Regions from separate parts of the Homo sapiens genome. Here region 1 is linked to region 2. The links are chromatin contacts, found by Hi-C or POLR2A ChIA-PET in ENCODE. All regions are on one chromosome and are shown on one strand. Each heading gives the region's core, a stretch centred on a gene start or an enhancer-like site at or near the end of the contact. The rest is flanking DNA. Distances are from core to core; before and after follow the strand shown. Region 1 holds the start of ZNF717 (zinc finger protein 717). Region 2 has its middle 13 kb from the start of MIR1324.

The links. Hi-C counts contacts between places; a loop is a spot of excess contacts on that map. ChIA-PET counts read pairs that join two places held with the same protein, here RNA polymerase II (POLR2A). Pooled maps may share reads with other maps.
Region 1: a map of naive thymus-derived CD4-positive, alpha-beta T cell shows a loop between it and region 2 (4-fold over the local background). The contact joins the promoter of ZNF717 here to the enhancer-like site in region 2. A Hi-C loop is called at or near these places in 1 of 168 maps with a recorded cell type or tissue (naive thymus-derived CD4-positive, alpha-beta T cell), 2 of 37 single-sample maps with no recorded cell type and 7 of 50 pooled maps. POLR2A ChIA-PET finds 5 or more read pairs at or near these places in 1 of 52 experiments (PC-9).

The regions. Positions count from the first base shown.
Region 1 is chr3:75,779,985-75,787,269 of GRCh38, reverse strand. It overlaps ZNF717 (zinc finger protein 717), which reads left to right and starts at 1,721. Exons shown (of 5, transcript NM_001290208.3): 1 at 1,721-1,886; 2 at 3,906-3,964. The coding sequence starts at 3,908. RefSeq lists an enhancer at 1,459-1,608.
Region 2 is chr3:75,639,872-75,646,785 of GRCh38, reverse strand. No RefSeq gene overlaps it. Among named protein-coding and RNA genes, the nearest start is that of MIR1324, 13 kb to the right of the region's middle. Within about 2 kb of position 5,630, at least 9 of the 41 ENCODE cell types and tissues checked have a DNase peak (open chromatin) inside an H3K27ac peak, as active enhancers do.

The DNA.
Region 1 (7,285 bases), core at 472-2,971, 140 kb before region 2:
AGCAATTGCAAGATCCGAGGAGATGAAAGAACAAGTCAGGGCATGCTTAGGAAAAGAGAAAACCAGGGATAGGTTTTAGGCAAGAGTCACACTGAGGAAGGGCAGGTTCTTGGCGTCGCTCAGGAAGGAATCCAAAAGCAAGCCTGTGGTGGAAGAAAGCAGCTCTACGGAGGCACTGGCGGTGTTACAGCCCTGCGTCCACTCCTGCAGGGCAGGGAGCCCTCCGTGGGTTGTGCTCCCAGAGTAGCAGCCTGGGGGTGGCTTGCAGTCATTTTTATAATTCACTTTTAATGGCATGCTAATTAAGGGGCGGGTTATTCAGAAATAGCTAGAAATGGGCAGTAACTTCCAGCTGTTTCCATGGCAAGGGGTGGGGACTTCCCGTGCTGCCGTGGCATTGGCAAACTGTCACGGCACTGGTGGAAGCGTCTTCTGGTGATCTGAGGCGTGAGGTGCTTTCGCTGCCTCTCCCAGTCTCCTGCGTGCCTCTTACCTGAAAGCCCTTCACACCCTCATCTGCCCACCTACAAACTTCACTGCCCTTTCACCCCAACCCCGTTTCACACGCACTCCCACATCAACCCTGAGCATTCAAGCTTGCGTTTCCCTGTTAGGAACCTCGGTGGTGGCCGGAGCTCTGAGAAACCCCTAGGCAGAAATCCTTGCCTAGTTTGTGGCAGAAATCAGGGAAGGAAAGGCAAAGTTCAGGTCTTTCTCACAATAAATAAATAAAGATAGCTAGATTTGATTGATTGGTGGATGGATGAAACGTGGGAGTTTATGGGCAAATATTTATCAGACACTGGAAGTGTAAGTTGTCACAAAGATTATGGAGTGCACCTGTCTTATGACCCTGTTATTTTATCCCAGTATATGCACTAGAGCATTTTTTGTAACTGTGTAAATTGAAGGCTTATAAATTAGTTTAGTGAGAGAAAAGATAACGGATTGGAAGAGAATTACCATATTCATTAGTTGTGTTTTTAAAATTTTAAAGTAAAATAGAGACATGATTTTTTTCATGCTTTCGAATGCATTTATAAAAAATAGACTTGAGGGCTGGGCGCAGTGGCTCACGCCTGTAATCCCAGCACTTTGGGAGGCCGAGGAGGGCGGATCACGAGGTCAAGAGTTCGAGACCAGCCTGACCAACATGGTGAAACCCCGTCTCTACTAAAAATACAAAAATTAGGTGAGTGTGGTGGCGCGCACCTGTAATCCCAGCTACTCAGGAGGCTGAGGCAGGAGAATCGCTTGAACCCGGGAAGCGGAGGTTGCAGTGAGCCGAGATCGCACCATTGCTCTCCAGCCTGGGTGACAGAGTGAGACTCCGTCTCAAAAAAAAAAAAAAAAAAAAAGTTACTCATTAATAGCATAGACCAATTGGCCTCTATTGAAATTTCTCCATTATTTTCACAATGTGCCAGGCTGTGAAACCAGGATTTAATAAAGAACCAGAATGCCACATCTGTGTCACCTGGGTAGGGACCAGTCCTGATCCATTAAGTCCGGGTCTCTGGGTAACTGGACTCACTGCTGGGCAAAACAGAATGTCCGGCTTGGGTTCCTAACCGGGGACCGCAGAGCCTCATGGGAAATGTAGTGTCACCTTCCAATGATGTTACCATCAAGGACCTTGGGAACCAGCTTTTCTCTCTGCGCATGCGCCGCCCCGCCCACTCCGCCATTTTCCTCCGGAAGTGCGGCACCCAGAGGCGGTCTTGTAGCTGGGCCAGCCTGGGGCTTGGTTCTATGTCCCTGCGGGTCGGTGCGAGGGCGAAGAGGAACCCGTGGGCCCGGGGGATCCCGGGGGGCCGGACCAGTGTTCCCCAGTTGTGGGAGCAGACGCGTGGGCGCATCGCGGGCGGGCAGGGCCTGAAGTGCAGGTGCAGGCCGCGGACCCTGGCGGGGGCTGGGAGGACAGGCGTGGGGTCCCGGCAGTGAAGCGGGTTCTAGAGGCGCAGGAGCGGGTAGGCGAGGCCGGTGGCCCTGGGCCCGGAGTCTGCAGGCCGCGCTCCTGTCCTGCCGCTGAGGGAGCCGGTTACCAACCCGCATGACGCTCAGTTTGCCCATCTGTCCCAGTGCGAACACACAGTTCTCGGGAGACGTTCCCCATTCCCAGAGGAGTAGTGCGAAACGCGTGCGCCTCGAGTCTTAAACTGGGCGTTTGTATTAGTTGGGTTTCCCGGTGTCTCTTTAGCAAGTGAAGTTTCTGGTTCCCTCCTTCACTGTGTGACCTGCCTAGTCCTCCTGGGTTGCGTTTACAGAAGTTTATACGAGACCTAGTTTCCAGGGAAGAACTCACTGATGCCGCGAGGGAGATGGGGTACTGGATGATGGTCTTCAGCCTTAAGGGTACTTCAGTCTTAACCGTGTGTTATAAGGTTTGAAAGGGAGGGTTCCCTATGAATAAGAAGCGCACTTGAAAGAACAGCCCTCTGGTCTAACCTCCCACTGGTGCTTCAGAGGAGGATAAAAGGTCACAGGTGAAGATCCCAGTTTTCCTCGCTCGGGAAATATTAATTCTACTCCCTAGAATGCACAAGATTTGCAAAGACTAGGTGACAGTGGTAGGTTTGGACGAACTTTCAGAAGGTTGAGGTGAATTCGGCTGAGAAGAACAGGCAAGGACCTAGGAAATATTCCTTATTTGAAGGGGCCTGAAAGTGTGGTCTGGGGTACAGGAGTGACCTGTCATACCTGAGAAGATTAAAATACTCTCCAAACACAGTCCCATTCCTTCAACCTTTCCTCGTTGTTTCCAGCGTTTGAGATATATTAAACCTAGTCCATCACCAAATTTAGCTTTAGCATTAGATTGTGAAGTTCTATCGATTGTATTTGATTTGTAATTTAAGACTTTCTCCCCCTACGTAATTTTGTTAAAAACATATTGAATTCTGTTCACTTAGGTGTAACAGTTAATACTTGCTGTTTAAGGAACTAATTAAACCTTACTGGCTTATAAAAAACAACCACCATTTTATTTGTTTGAAGTTCTGTGGATCTGCATTTTGGTGTGGTGGGTTCAGCTGGGTAGTTGATATATTTATGTTGCCTGGATCACAAAAGAGGCCTTGGTCACATGGTGGGTTGACTGAGCCTGGTTGGTTTAAGATAGTTTCCTTCACAATCTGGCGGTTTGTGGTGACTCTTGGCTAGGCCCTGTGTCTCCACCAGGGTAGCTCCAGACCTCCTCACAATATGACTGTGTCCAAAAAGGCAAGAACCAATGGATATTTGCATCACATTTTCCATTGTCCATTCACTGGACAAGTCAGATGGAAAAGCCCAATTTATTGTCAGAGCATAATATGAGGGCTTGGATACAGGGAAAGGTGTTATTGGGAAACATGAGTAGAATGGTGTACTGCAGGAAATACATATTATGTACATTTAAAAAAAAGTAATTGTAGGCCAAAATTGCTGGGTTGCAAGATGCACTTTCCATGATGTTCAGGTATAGAAAAGCAAGATGTACTGTCATGGGAACACTCATATGAAGTTATTTGTGGAATCCACATATTAATAGGAAAATAGTTAATACAGCCCAGTATATTTCTATAACATTTATTTTAGTGAACTTATAATGTTTCTTTGTATTAAATTATTAGATTGTATCTTTAGGTAATATTGTTGCTAAATTAGTAGGTAATACATATTTTTATTCAAAATAAATTGTGCATCTAATGTCTACCAATTAATGTACTTGTAGATGTATCTTATCTTGAGTCTTTGCTGCCCCTAATGAGGCTTGAAGGACTCTTCTCCCATGGGGAAGTTTTTCTTTTTCAGGAGGGAGGAGGGCTTTTCCAGGTAATGTGTCTAGAGTGTTGGGCAGAAGAATCTGGGACCACACCACACCAGTTCTCTCCTTAATTCACGTCATTTGCCTTCTCTCTCAGCTATGTTTCCAGTGTTCTCTGGCTGTTTCCAAGAGCTACAAGAAAAGAATAAATCTCTGGTGAGTTGTTTATTTGTTCTTCACTTTGTTTTACACTGTATTTTCTGAGTTTATGGGTGTCTGTGAATTAAAAAAGAAAAGTGGAAATAAGTAAAACTCAGGTTGAAGGAAATATACATAAATAAGATAAAGCTGACCTGTAGATATAGACAGGTTGTAAGAGCTTAGAGTTGTCTAAGTTGAGTGCAAATTTTCCTCTGATCTTTCTGATGCAGTGACAAAAAAGTCAGTCATGGTTGTTACGTGATTGGAATGGAACCCGCGAAGAGAGCATGCTGTGTTCTTGTGGGACAGGAAAGCTTGTGTGCACCAAGTCTGAACCACCACCTTCGGTGGTGACATAGGTTATGTGCTGGAACATATTTCACACCAGCCTGGCAGTAAATACTTGTAGTGTTGTGCAGTGGAAACGGTCATCTTCTGCTAAAGCACGGCATGTTGTGCAGTGGAAACGGTCGTCATCCGCTAAAGCACGGCGTGTTGTGCAGTGGAAATGGTCATCTGCCGCTAAAGCACGGTGTGTTGTGCAGTGGAAACGGTCATCGTCCGCTAAAGCACGGCATGTTGTGCAGTGGAAATGGTCATCTGCTGCTAAAGCATAGTGTGTTGTGTAGTGGAAATGGTCATCTGCCGCTAAAGCACAGTGTGTTGTGCAGTGGAAATGGTCATCTGCCGCTAAAGCACAGCTTCCATCATAAGGTATGCTCCTTGCTGTGGTGGAACATATTTCACACCAGCCTGGCAGTAAACACTTGTAGTGTTGTGCAGTGGAAACAGTCATCTTCCACTAAAGCACGGCCTGTTGTGCAGTGGAAATGGGCATCTGCTGCCAAAGCACAGCTTCCATTGTAAGGTATGCTCCTTGCTCAAAGAGTGTGGTCCCAAACAGCTTTTGGGAGGTGCTCCTTGATTCATGGATGAAACCTGGAACATCTTGAGAACTGAGTTAACCACAGGTCCTTAAATAACTCTCCACACCTTTATCTTAGTTTATCTCTACATGCAGGGTGTGCAGCAGCCTGTTCAAAGTTATATTTTCTGGGAAATACTTCCAGTGTTTATTTGCACTTTAGCCCACTCTGTGTAGTCCTAACTTATTTCTTCTAAACTCACCATTAACCTAAATAATAGTCAAATTTAGGGGGACTGTGATTGCCTTACTCGAGTCTTCTACCATAGTTGAAACTGTCGTATCCGAGCGAGTTAGAGAGAAACGCCACACTTTGAGACGAGTTCAGGAGTCCTTTATTAGCCAGCGACTGAGAGATGGCTAACGCACGAAATTCTCTCGGCCCCGGATAAGGGGCTAGCTTTTCTTTTATACTTTGGTTTAGAGAGGGGAGGGGGGATTCTAGCTGCAGCAACCTTACAGAAGAAAAAACAGACAAAAAAGTTAAAACGACAGATGGTTACAGGAAAACAAACTGTTCCAGGTGCAGGGGCTTTAAATTCACCACAAAGTGATAGGTGAGGGGGCTCTGGGCGTTAGCTGCCGGACAAATGTGCGGGCTTTATGATACTATCTCTGAGTAAATTGCTGGGAACTGCAGACATCACTTGCCTCAGCGCTTTATCAGTTAATTGCAGTCTTTGATATGTTGAAAGTCAGCTTGCACAAGTTAAAGTCCTTGAGGAAAGGGAGTGGGTAAGGAGCCCTTGATGTCTTATAAATGAAGGAGCCAAATGGAGTTTGTCCGGTTTTCTCAGCTAAGGGAGAGTCTATTCATATTAAAAACAAGGTTAGGTATCTAAGGACGAGTCTATTCATGTTAACACAACTTTGGGTATTACAAAATGTCTGTTCATGATCTGGAAATTCTTCTGTGTTAGTTCTGTTAAAAGAAAAACTTTAAAGGAGTTTAGTTGAGCAATAAACGATTCATGAATCGGAGAGTCCCCAGAAACACAGCAGATTCACAGAGACTCCAGCACAGTCATTTGGTGGAAGAAGATTTATAGACAAAAGGGAAGTGGCATACCGAAATCAGAAGTGAGGTACAGAAACAACTCAGCATTTGCCTTGTTTGAACACAGTTTGAACACTTGGCAGTGCCTGAGTGGTTGAAGTTTGGCCACTGGGATTGGCCAAGACGCAGCTGTTGTTCCAGGTGCATACTCTCAAGTTAGGTTTTCATTCTTGTCTACCTATTAAGGTAGGTTGCAGTTCATCCACAAGGACTCATATATAGAATTATGGAGTCCTTCTCAGGCCATACTTAGTTCACTTTAACAATTCCTTCCCTTTGGTTATTTTCTCAATTTTGAGAGATTGGCCAAAACTTCAGTCACTGGTGTCACTATTACCATTGCAAATGTACTTACTTGCTTTAGAAACCCACTGGGAAATAGACCAGTGAGTTTTGAAAAGGTGGACCAAGGACTTGAGTAGAAGGTACCTTCTTATGCTGGAACGTCCTGTTTACAGGAGAAAAACAAAACCTGGTTTGTTCTAGGATTTATGTGTTTCCTTAAAGTCTTAGTTTGATTATGTTACATTTAGCATGAGTAACTCCATTTTGGTTTGGTTTGGTCTGTTGGGACCTATTGCATGAGCTTAGTTTAAAACAATGGCCTCGCATAATTTTGCTTAAAAAATTCCTCCTTTTGGCTGGGCGTGGTGGCTCACACCTGTAATCCCAGCACTTTGGGAGGCCGAGGTGGGTGGATCACAAGGTCAGGAGATTGAGACCATCCTGGCTAATACGGTGAAACCCCGTCTCTACTAAAAATACAAAAATTAGCCGAGCGTGGTGGTGGGCACCTGTAGTCCCAGCTACTTGGGAGGCTGAGGCAGAATGGCCTGAACCCGGGAGGCGGAACTTGCAATGAGCCAAGATCTTGCCACTGCACTCCACTCTGGGGGACAGAGCAAGACTCTATCTCAGAAAAAAAATAATTCCTCCTTTTTAGTCAAGTTCTCACTTAGTTGAGAGTGTGACCAAAATGTAGGGCCTTAGCACTACTGTTAGTTACCATTGTTTTAGGTTTCCGGTTTAGCACATCACTCCCATTGTTTTGGGTTCCAGTTTTAGCACGTGACTCCCATTTTTTGGGTTTCTGGGTTTAGCACGTCACTCCCATTGTTTTGGGTTCCGGTTTTAGCACGTCACTCCCATTGTTTTGGGTTCCAGTTTTAGCACGTCAGCTCCATTGTTTTGGGTTCCAGTTTTAGCACGTCACTCCCATTGTTTTGGGTTTCTGGCTTAGCACGTCACTCCCATTGTTTTGGGTTTCTGGCTTAGCACGTCACTCCCATTGCTTTGGGTTCTGGTTTAGCACGTCTCTCCCATTGTTTTGGGTTCTGGTTTTAGCAAGTCACTC
Region 2 (6,914 bases), core at 4,381-6,880:
CTAGCCAGGAGTGTATTTTTGTTTGTTTGCTTGAGACAGAGTCTCGCTCTGTTGCCCAGGCTGGAGTGTGGTGGTGCAATCTCTGCTCACTGCAACCTCTCCCTCCCAAGTTCAAGCCATTCTCGTGCTCAGCCTCCTGAGTAGCTGGGATTACAGGCATGCACCACCATACCTGGCTAATTTTTGTATTTTTAGTTGAAATGGGGTTTCACTATGTTGACCAGTCTAGTCTTGAGCTTCTGGTTTCAAGTGATCCATTCTTCTCAGCCTCCCAAAGTGCTGGGAGTACAGGTGTGAGCCACCGTGCCCAGCTGGGGGGTGTATCTTTTGCTATTAAAATAAGCAAAAGTTAAGTTTGAGGACAGGTAAAATCAAAATGCACATGCTCTCTGGAACAGAAAGTCCTTAATGAAGATAGCTTTGCTTGAATGAGCCGAATTACAATGTGAATGCTAAGGCTCATTGTCTTGGCTGTACAGTTACCACAGTTTCAATGAAGGGGTGGCCTGCCCCTCCACACCTGTGGGTGTTTCTCATCAGGTGGAATGAGAGACTGAGAAAAGAAAGAGACACAGAGACAAAGTATAGAGAAAGAAAAGTGAGCCCAGGGGACTGGCGCTCAGCATACAGAGGACCAACGCTGGCGCTGGTCTGAGTTCCCTCAGTATTTATTGATCACTATTTCTACCATCTTTGAGAGGGGGATGTGGCAGGACAATAGGGTAATAGTGGGGAGAGGGTCAGCAGGAAAACATGTGAACAAATGTCTCTGTGTCATAAACAAGGTTAGAAAAGTTGCTGTGCCTTGATGTGCATGTATACAAACATCTCCATCCATTAAAAACAGTATTGCCACCAGCATGTCTCAACTCCAGCCCTAAGGCAGTTTTCTCCTATCTCAGTAAATAGAACATACAATCGGGTTTTACAGCGAGATATTCCATTGCCCAAGGATGAGCAGGAGACAGATGCCTTCCTCTTATCTCAACTGCAAATAGGCCTTCCTCTTTTACTAATCCTCCTCAGCACATACCCTTTATGGGTGTCGGGCTGGGGGATGGTCAAGTCTTTACCTTCCCAGGAGGCCGTATTTCAGACTATCACATGGGGAGAAACCTTGGACAATACCTGGCTTTCCTAGGCACAGGTCCCTGTGGCCTTCCACAGTGTATTGTGTCCCTGGGTACTTGAGATTAGAGAGTGGTGATGAATTTTAACAAGCATACTGCCTTCAAGCACCTTTTTAACAAAGCACATTCTGCATAGCCCTAAATCCATTAAACCTTGAGTTGACACAGCACAAGTCTCTGTGAGCACAGGGTTGGGGCTAGGGTTACAGATTAACAGCATCTCAAGGCAGAAGAATTTTTCTTAGTACAGAGCAAAATGGAGTCTCTTATGTCTACTTCTTTCTACATAGACACAGTAACAGTCTGATCTCTCTTTCTTTTCCCCACATTTCTGTATCCCGAGATCATGGTCATTTTCTTGACTATCTATTCTGATCTATTCTGCCTCAGTTTCCCCCTAAGAGATCTTAGGGTCATAATCATATTGGAGGTTGAGGGGCTAGGTCACTTTTTCTGGAGCTGTTTCCTGCTGAGTGGGTGTTATTTCTGCCTAGTCTGGGCCCTAAAGTTTCTTCCTGTGTGATCTAACCGGGTGTAAACCATGTAATTCGTGGAACCAGTGGGCAAGATGTTGACAGCCAAATGTTGAAAGCCTTGCAAAACCTTCATGCAAACATGGAGTTGCCGTAAGCAAGAGAGCAAGAAATCAGTTAACATTTTAAACAAAATTGGAACAAAAGTAAAAGCTGAAAGTATAGTAATGGCTGTTACTATTAAAGAGAGTAAGGCAGGTAATAGACATTGCTTTCATGGTCCCATGGAAGTTCCTAGAGATTCAATTTTGTCTGCCTGGGTGATGATATTATTAATATTTTCTTGGACTAAACCGGGCTGATTGATCTCAAAAACAGCATTCTTCTTTTAGATATAAACATGTTCCTCTTTGCCCGGCTGGGAGAAGATCCCAGGCTCTTTGCTTTTGTCGGACTACAGTGTCCATGGAGTCCAGACATTGTTGAAGTCTATTGAGGCCCTCTGCTGCTTGTTGCGGACCCATTGAGGTTTTCTGAGATAGTTTATACTGGATTCCCAAGGCTCCACCTTATGGTGACATTTATGCTGCAAAAGTATTTTGCATTAAAATGGTGAAAGCAACAAACGTTTTAAGTATTTTCTATTTTTTGCTAATAAGCAAAATTTTGTGCAGCTAAGTTGGCAGCAGTCATTCGGTCCATTTGTGGATGGTACAGTTGAATGGTGGTCAAAGTTAGAGCCTGGAAGCCTTCAGTAAATACGCTGAAGTTGTCTGAGGGCCATCAGAGTTGTTGCTTATATTGGATTAGATCATTTATTGAGAGTAGAACAAGCACTCTGATGGTCCTCTCTCCATTTGGGACTTTCTGTAAGGGGAGCAATTTCTCTGGCCCTGGATGGTGTGAAGTCCCACTGTGAGTAACTGCAGCTGTGCTGGTCTCTATTGTACCTGGCAAAGGCCGATGGAAAGGAGCATAAGGAGGAGGTGAAACAAGCTTAGATTCTACAGAAGACTCTGATAGTGTGGGGATGCTGGGGATTCTAAAAGAGGTGTGGACCCTTGAGGGCCCCTGTCTGGAGCTGGTGTTGGGCTGTGGGGTCTGGGGTCCCTTCCCCTTAATAAGAGATGATCTTCCCATTGTTCTGAGGGGCTTTCTGGCTTACTAGGCTTTAGCCCACAGGTGCTGCATAGAGCTGGATTTTGTTGTCAGGCCAGAAAGGCTTGCACATAGGATACTTCAGACCATTTTCCCTGATTACTACAGAAAAGATCTAGCTGTAGGATGGAGTTAAAGTTCACAGTCTCATTCTCCAGCCATGTTTTGTCAGCTAATCTGTAGGCAGGCTAAATAGTGTTACAAAAGAAGATAAGGTTTTCTTTTTTCTAAGTTCATTTAGCCAAAAGCTGTTCTAATTTTTAGATATACATCCCAGGGGTGTTTCAGTGACAGTAGAGGAAGCGGCTCCCACGGTGCCGAGAGAATCCTGCAATGACAGAACATTTACTGAAGTCCAGGAGGTTGTGGGCATCCTCATGAGCCAAGTGAAAACATCAAGGGGTCCAGCGCATCCCCTCGAAACCCCATTAACTGAAGCTCTAGGAGGTCATAGGCATTTGCCATACACCGTCCTAGCTCCCCCCAGCGGTGGACATCTCCAGCCCTACCGAGATGACCCCCACTGCGGGCTGGGGGGCAGATGTCTGGCTGACAAGCCTTGCCCTAATTCACTGGTTTGCCATTTGTGACGCCCAATTACAACACCTGGAATGCTCAGATGCAATCCCTACGACTGGGCATCTATATGACTGTGCATCTTTTGTTCAGCAAAGAAAGCCTGCTGAAGAACAATTTCAAGGAGCTGGGAAATGCATAAAGCCTGAAGGGACAGGGTTCTCTTAATGTGCTGCTCAAAACAAAACAAAAATTTTGTAAACAGAAAACCTGACCAGAAAATAAATTACAATAGCCACTAGGTGGCGATCGAGTATTGCTGAACGGACAGCAAACGATAAGCTGAGTCCAAACTGTGGCCAGAAAGATGTGAAACTAAGCGGCAAATAGCCCAAATATGAAATGTTGAGGGCAACCCATGTGGTTAGCGTATTTATCGATGCTACAGAAGCAGCAGCGAAAAGGAGAGCGGACATATATTCTCTCTCTAAAGAATGCAGGTGACTTAACAACGTTTCCCCCAGAACTTTACTGAAACAGCGCTGGAACAAGCAGCGATAGTTAACCAGGTAGTCTGGAACTGCCATAGTATTCACTGCAAGTAAAGGGAAACTGAAATTAATGAAGCAGACAAACCTCTCCCCAGGTCATGGCACCAGAAATGTTGATGGCTGATGTAATACCTTGGTTCTTATCTTCTTAGTTTAAAAGAATTTAAACAAGAGACACACAGCAAAAGAAGTACAGCATAATTTATTGCAAAAAAAAAAGAGAATATTTTGAAAATTAAGTGCAGAATAGACGGTACAGTCTGAGAAAGAGATTCCAGGGCAGCCTGCTCATAAAAGTGAGACAGCATTAATTATTGCTGGAGAAACCCTCTTTATGGGAGTTTTGCATGATTATTTCATAAGAAGGTGGAAAGAAGTGTTATAGTAAGCATGTTCTGACTGGTCTTCTGGGTACACATGTGCAGTAGCTGTACATATTTGTGCATACATTGCATGCCTCACTAGCATCTTAAATCTCCACCCAGGAATGTGTTTTTTACTATTAAAATGAACAAAGGTCAGCTTGAGGACAGATAAAATCAAAATGCACATGCTCTGTAGAAGTAAAAGTCCCTACTGAAGATAGCGGGTTTCAAATGACCCCAAGTGCTCCACATCTTAAAAGTTGCTCCCGTAAAGCTGGAACACTATCTGTTCCTGAGGTATCAGGTCCCATTTGTGGCTCTGAGCCACTGGCAAGCCAGGCCTGACTTGAGATGAGACCAATGATTTCAAGTGTAAAATGCCTAAATAGTAGCTTCAGGTTGCATTTTGGAGCTGGTCCACTTAAATGGGTTGATGAAAATGGCTCACAAGACTCACGCCTCGGAAATGGGGTTTTTCCTTTGCTCTTAGCAGATTTTATGCAACCCAATAATTAACCTTTCTGATGCCTAGACTTTCACATTCGTGAAAAAGGCGCCATTGAAAGTGACCTTTCCAGGAAGCCACAGCCCTTGTCACCCCTGCAGAGCTCTGAAGCTGCTCACAAGCAGGCCAGGTGGAAGATTTCTCTCAAAAACGATTGAGTGCGTGCTCTGGCTAGAGAAAAAAGAGGGCTGCGGCACTATGGACAGTGTCTTGGACATCAGGAAATTTTTCACGCAGTTTGGGAAAGAAGGCAGCGCCCTGGGCTGCAAAAGATGTACTGCTCTGGAAAGAACCCTGGGTGCAACTGAAAGAGGAACCTGAGAAGGATAGGGCCAAGCAGGTGAGGACAACCCGCCCGATTTGGGAAAAGGTAAGGTATCTTCGTAGGGTAATACCCTCCTCAATGCTCAGCCCAGACCTGCCCTCCAGGTGCACCTCTGTACTCACTCTCCTTGCAAAGAGTCGGCAGAGCATCAGAACTCAGCAGCGCTTCGGACACCGGGAAGTCCACACCGCTCTGCCCCTCCCTCCAGGGCTATGGACCCCGGATCCTGGTACATGCTGGGATTATAGCTCTGAAGCTTACCGACAAACAGGCTGAGAGTAGTTAACGGACTACAGCTCCCAGCATATTAGGTGGGGCGGGTACCACTCTGCCCCTTCTTCCAGGGTTGCCCCTCGCCCTGGAGCCTGGTGCATGCTGGGATTGTAGTCCTGTAGCCCTTTGACCCAAGGGTTGGGAGTGTTTATGAGAGTGCATCTTCCAACAATCCTAGGGAGGCGCGCACAGCCCTGCCTCGTCCTCCAGTGACGCGCACTTTCCCGGAGCCCGGTGCATTCTAGGATTGTAGTGCTGCAGCCCTGTGACCAAAGGGCTGGGAGTGTTTATGAGACTGCATCTCCCAGCAAGACCAGCGAGATGCGCGGAACCTCGTCCCTTCCTCCAGTGATTAGCGCACTCTCCCTGAGCCTGGTGCATGCTGGGATTGCAGTGCTGCAGCCCTGTGACCAAAGAGGTTTGTTATAGTTATCTGTGAAGTATTCAACAAATTACTTTACTTCATTATTACTGGAAGCCAGAAGCTCAGTTGTGTTCACTTTTTGGATTTTATATAAGTGAGATTGTGTAATATGTATACTTTTACATCTACTTTCTTCTATGCAACATTATATTTATGATATTAATTCATGATATTGCAGATAGCTATAGTTTATTTAAAATTATTTTTTACATTGTGGTAAAGTATACATAAAATTAACCATTTTAGCTATTTTAAGTGTGCAGCTCAGAAAAATTAACTACTTTCACATTGTTTTGCAACTGTCATTACCACTCATAGGGACCTTCTTTCAACTTGCAGAAACAAAACTCTATACCCGTTAAATAAGCTCCTTGTTACTCTCCCTCTAGCTCCTAGGAACCACTCTTCTATTTGGGTTTCTAGAATTTAACTACTCTAAGTATCTCATAAGTGGAATGATTCAGTATTTGTCCTTTTATGACTGGCTCATGTCACTTTGCACAATGTCCTTAAGGTTCATGCATGACGTACCATGTGTCAGAATTTCCTTATTTTACATAGCTGAATAACATTCCACTGTATGTATAAATCACATTTTATCTATTTATTCATTGATGGTAATTCAAACAACACTTGAGTAATTCAAACACCTTTTTGGTGATGTGAGTAATGCTGCTATGAACCTAGGTGTATGTGTATTATTTTGTGTCTTTGCTTTCATATCTTTTGCTGCATACCCAGATATGAAATTGCTGGATCGTATGGTGATTTTATGTGTAAATTTTTTAGTTATTGTGTTGTTATTTTATAGCAGCTGCAGCATTTTACATTTCCACCAACAGTGTACAAGGATTCTAATTGCTCCACGTCCTCACCAACACTTCTGATTTTCTGTTTTGTTTTTTGTCTTTTGGTAGTAGCTATGCTGATGGGTATTAAGTGATATGTCATTTGGGGTTAGATTTGCATTTCACTCATGATGAGTTTTGTTGAGCGTCTTTTCATGTGCTTATTAGCCACTTTACATAATTTTTAGAGAAATGTCTGCTTAAGTTTTTGCCAATATTTTAAACAAGTAGTTTGTTTTATTGTTGCTGAATTGTTCTTTGCATATTCTGGATAGATTCCTATTCGTCAATTTTTCTTTTGTTTCTTGTGTTTTGGGTGTCCTGTTTAAAAAAAAAACTGCCAAAT